Linked DNA regions of Mus musculus: region 2 is linked to region 1. The links are chromatin loops, found by intact Hi-C in ENCODE. Cell type or tissue: left cerebral cortex. All regions are shown on one strand. Region 1 overlaps Gm34074 (a long non-coding RNA gene). Region 2 has its middle 9.6 kb from the start of Igsf21.

Region 1 (2,500 bases):
CTCGACTTCTCTGTGTCTATTCCAAAGGGCTGCTGGGAGGGCTGCAGAGTATCTGCATAAGCTCTTGTGTTCTTTGGACCTGCCCTGATCCTAAAGCGAAGTTCTATTAGAATCCCTATGTCCCCCAATGAACAAAGTAAAGGGGCATAAGAAGGGTGTGTTTTCGGGGCTGGAGAGATGGCTCAGTGGTTAAGAGCACCGACTGCACTTCCGAAGGTCCTGAGTTCAAATCCCAGCAACCACATGGTGACTCACAACCATCTGTAATGAGATCTGATGCCCTCTTCTGGTGCATCTGAAGACAGCTACAGTATACTTAGATATAATAATAAATAAATCTTAAAAAAAAAGGAAGGGTGTGTTTTCCCCAAATCATGAAGCAGAGGAAGGCATGAAGCAGGATGCTCCATAGGCCTGACTTGTGCCCAATCTGAGCCTTTCCTTCTGTCCATGCCTGCACTGGGTACTTCCCACATGCAGAGCTAAGCAGGGAATGAGGCTATCCCTTGGCATCCAATGTCCACTTCACTCAGGCAACTGGTGGCTCACTTCCAACTCATGCCGACAGTCCCATCCCTCCGTCTCAGGGACAGCCAGCTGGAAAGGGTGAGGCTGTCTCTTGTAGCTTTGCCTGTTGGATGCCCCATAGTTCAGGAAAGGGTAGCAGTTGGCACGGGGCTGTCCTCCATCACTAGGGAGCTGCTCCCAGCTCCTCTGACAGGTGGCTCAGGGCTTCATGCCTTAGGGGCTAGAGGAGCGGGTCCTTTGGCACAGAGCGGGTGATACAAGGGAAGGTGGTGGTCAGCTTCTTCTGATGACCATGGGTTGAGCAGCCTGCAGAGTAAGCTGAAGTTTGCTGACTGAGCTCCATCCTTCGCACTGTACCAGGATCTACAGATATTTAGATTACGACTCATCACGATAGCAAAATTACAGTTACGAAGTAGCAATGAAAACGACTTTTGGTTGGGGGGTCAGCATAGCATGAGGAGCTGTGTTGAGGGGTCGCAGCATTGGGAAGGTTGAGAACTGCTGCCCCAGGGCTTGCTGTGGTCTTATAAGACAGGCTAATTATACTGAGCCCGTGTGGAGACAGCTGCTCAACCAGTGTCTGGTTCACAGCTGGATGAGCTAATGCCAGATTCCGTTCTCCCCTCTCTCCATCCCTGCCTTTCCCCTTCACTCCCATCTCCCACTTGCCTCAGCAGACAGCAAACTGGCATCCTCCTGTCTCACAGTAGCCCCTAGAGCAGGATCTGTCCCTCCCCAGTAGGCTGAGGAAGCCTGGAGCCCGGAGGGAGCTGTCCGTGGTGCTGACTCTCCCCAGTGTTTTCACAGAAGGCCTCTTGTCCTACAGATCCCCAGGCTCTGCCCAGGGCAAACATGTCTCCATGTGTGGAAAACGCTATCAGACTCAGCTTTCGGGGGAAGGGATGCTGGGGAGACACTCTAGAGCCATGAATGGGTCAGGGTTAGAGTTAGGGTTAGGGTTAGGGGGAGCACCAAGTAGCTGATGAGGAGGACGGTGGAACTTTGTGAGCAGAAAGCTTCAGGACACACAAAGAAGATGGCCACCAGGGGTCACCTGCCTGTGATGTCATATTTGCTCACTGCAGCCAGAGTTTTGGGAAACTCTCACTGTTCCCTCAGACAGAATTGCCAACACAACACTAAAAACTGTGTGTGTGTGTGTGTGTGTGTGTGTGCATGTGTTGTGTGTATAAGAGAAAGAAAGTGAGAGAGTGTGTATGTGAGTATGTATTAAAGAGTGTTTGTTTTAGAGTATGTGTGTTTGTGTTAGAGTGTGTGGTATGCTTAAGGGTATGTGTGTGAGAGTGTGTGTAAGAGTGTGTGTTTGAGTCAGAGAGTATGTGTTAGTATATGTTTTGGGGGCAGAGAGAGTGTGTGTGAATATGTGTGAGAGTGTATGTGTGAGTGTGTATGTTTGTGTTAGAGTGTGTGTGTATGAGTGTATGTGTTAGAGTGTCTGTGTGTGAGTGAGAGAGTGTATTAGAGTGTAATTTGGGGGAGAGAGTACGTGTGTGAATGTGTATGAGTGTGTGAAAGAGTATATGTTAGTGTGTGTGAGTGTGTATGTGAGTGTGGAGTGGTGTGGTATTGTGTGATGTGGTGTGTGTGTGTGTGTGTGTGTGTGAGAGAGAGAGAGAGAGAGAGAGAGAGAGAGAGAGAGAGAGAGAGAATGAATGTGTCTGTCAGATGTCAGCATCAAATGCCTTCCTCAGCCTCTCACTACTTTAGCTCTCGGGACAGGGTCTCTCCCTGAACACGGAGCTCATAGGTTTAGCTTGGATAGGGACCCTGCTGACTGCCTATCCATAGCTGGGGTCACAAGCATGTGCCGCCATGCCTGACTTCTTATGTTTGTGCTAGAAAGTCACACCTGGATTCCCACACTTGCATGGCAAACGCTTTGCTAACTGGGCCATCTCTTGAGCTGCAGAGGGAGTTTGCTAAGTGGGGGACATCTTCGGGTCTCCTC
Region 2 (2,500 bases), 100 kb after region 1:
TAGATGCCCACTGTCCTGGTGGCTTGCTGATGCCAGCATCTTAGGCTCTGCCTTCTCCAACTCCATAAGAACCCAGAGTTCTCCTTACAGGCAACCAGGACTATAGAGTGAGACCCTGTTTAGAAAAGAAAAGGAAAAAACTTAAGACAAGAAAGATGGAAGATATAGAGAGGAGGGGAGAGAAAGAGACAGAGCTGAGGGGCTGAGCTCAGTACCCCCAAATCAGAGCTGTAATTGTTCTCACATGGCCCCCCATGCCACACTGTCTCTCTTCTCTCTGTCTCTCTGCCTCTTTATGTCTGTTTCTGTCTCTCTTTGTCTCTGTCTCTCTGTCTCTTTTTGTCTCTGTCTCTCTCTTTGTCTCTGTCTCTTTCTCTTTGTCTTTCTCTCTGTGTGTCTGTCTCTCTTTGTCTCTGTCTCTCTGTGTGTGTCTCTTTTTCTCTGTTTCTCCCTCTTTGTCTCTGTCTCTGTCTTTCTGTGTGTGTCTCTGTCTCTGTCTTTCTGTGTGTCTCTGTGTGTCTCTGTCTCTGTCTGTCTCTCTCTCTCTCCCTTTCTCCCCCCAGTGGATGAAAGTCTGCTTTGGCCCAAGATTGATGAGAGCCAGCCCTAGAAAGGGAAAATCAGCTTCCACAGATGTCTCCAGATCCCTCACTTCCACGAGTCGGCCCTTCTGGCAGCTCCGTGGTAGAACGTTGTGGCTAGGCATTCCGTGGTGTGATGTGGCCTTCCAAGAGAGAGCAGTTACACGCAGCCACCTCTGGGAAAGCATCGAAGTGACCTTCGCTCAAGCCTGGGCCCTACGGCTCATTAGCCGCTTTTGTCTTTCCGACCTCCGACCTCTTCCAGAAGCAGGAATCGTGCCTCCCACGCACTGCCACTGCCATGTTCAAGTTCAGTAATGTATGTAAAGCGCCAGGCCCTATCACGGGAGATCTGCGGCTGCTCTCCTTCCCCAACTCCTCTCCCCGTGGGTGAGGAGGCAGGAACGCCCCAAGCATCCATTGCTGGCATTACTGCAGCTGGCCCGCGCCATCACGAAGCGCGGCTGGGGAGGAATCCTGATAAGCCTCTTATGCCTGGGATATTAGCATTCTCCGGGCTTGCTGAAAATTCTTCATCACATTTGTCCTTTAAGAGAAAAAAAATGGAAGCTTTTAGGGAGGTAGAGTTAACCTCAGGTACAGCTCTCCATTCCAAGCTAGACACAGGGCGAATCCCTTTTCCAAGGTCACTGGACTGCTATGTGGCAGTGTCAAGGTGGGAACCCAGATCTTTTAAAAACTTGCTTTATTGTTTAAGTTTTGCTCTGGGAAAGCCAGCTCAGGCAGATAAGGGCAGATATCCCTCTAGGAGATGGGCCATGGAAGGTGTTGGCATCTTTGTCCCCATGGAATCCCCATGTGAACTTGTCACACCGTCCCCCCTCCTCTCTCTCAGAGCATCCTTTCAGAGACCCTAAAGTGCTTCTGTGTGCCTTGTACATATTTATATGCCTGCGTGCTCGATAAAAATAAAACCACTTCACCCACCACTGAAATGCAGCCACTCGGGGTGTGAAATATGGGACTTATCAAACCACTGAGAAGAACGACTCTCAGGAGAGACCTCGTCCCTCCTGACATTGCAAGGGGTCTGTGAGGAGGAGGGAGGGTTTGACTGTCATGATAACAAAGTTCTGGACTTCTGTAGAAGAAGGTGCTGGGAGCACCCTTGCTTTCAGTGCGCTGGGATGTCCTCTTCACACAGATCTCTCTCACACCCGGAGCCTCACTTCCCGACAGACGCCTGCTAGCATCAGGGGCTATGACCACCAAGCACTCCCAGTCCCTGAGCCACTTCATGATTTAAGAGTCAGAGGTTATGATGAGGGGAGAAGTGTCTGATCAAGGACCAGCACCTTTGGTGTTTTGTTTTGGTTTGGTTTTTTTTGGTTAAGCACTCACCCCACTGCCATAGCCTTGCCCAGCACAGCGACTATCCTGCATGCTGTGTCAGAGCCCTACCCCAGACTGAGGCTTCACACCAGCCTTCCCTTCTCCCTGCACTCTGCCCTTCTCTTACCCCCCTCACCCACTGGGGCAGCACAGCGTAGTGAGAGCCTTGTGAAGCCATTGCCACAGGTGTGCTGAGCCCGTGGCAGCAATGCGGCAGCAATGCTGAGCTCTCTGAGCCTGAGTAAGGATCGGCCAGCTTCCTGAGCAGAAGTGCTCCTGTGTAGGGGTGGGACAAGGGAGTGGGAATGTGTGTGTGTGGGGGGGGTGCTCCAGTCAGAGGCAATAGTGCAAATGAAGCCCTGTGGCTGAGAGTGAGCTGGCTGTGCAAGACTATAACCCCAGCTACTTAGGAGGTGGAAGGTGGAGCATTAGGTTCAAGGTCAGCCTAGATACCATGGGAAGACCCTGTATCAAAACAAAGCAAAACAAAGCAGCACAGGGCCAGGGCTGTTGCTCCATGGTCAGACATGTGCCTGGCATATATGAAGCCTTGAATTGGATCCCCA

The links. Hi-C counts contacts between places; a loop is a spot of excess contacts. Peaks named below come from ENCODE experiments on the same cell type or tissue, not always from the same donor. Only the 100,000 strongest peaks of a DNase experiment are listed, where the experiment ranks them.
Region 2: a loop joins it to region 1, with 2.5 times the contacts of the local background. A loop is called at or near these places in 2 of 42 quality-filtered maps.

What each region holds. Positions count from the first base shown.
Region 1 is chr4:140,357,111-140,359,610 of GRCm38, reverse strand. All of the region lies in intron 1 of Gm34074 (a long non-coding RNA gene), which reads right to left. Among named protein-coding and RNA genes, the nearest start is that of Gm34074, 3.0 kb to the right of the region's middle. In left cerebral cortex, CTCF peaks have their summits at 282 (motif pointing left) and 1,556 (motif pointing right); a DNase peak (open chromatin) is centred at 1,305.
Region 2 is chr4:140,255,112-140,257,611 of GRCm38, reverse strand. No RefSeq gene overlaps it. Among named protein-coding and RNA genes, the nearest start is that of Igsf21, 9.6 kb to the right of the region's middle. In left cerebral cortex, no CTCF peak of the experiment used is centred here; DNase peaks (open chromatin) are centred at 974 and 1,501.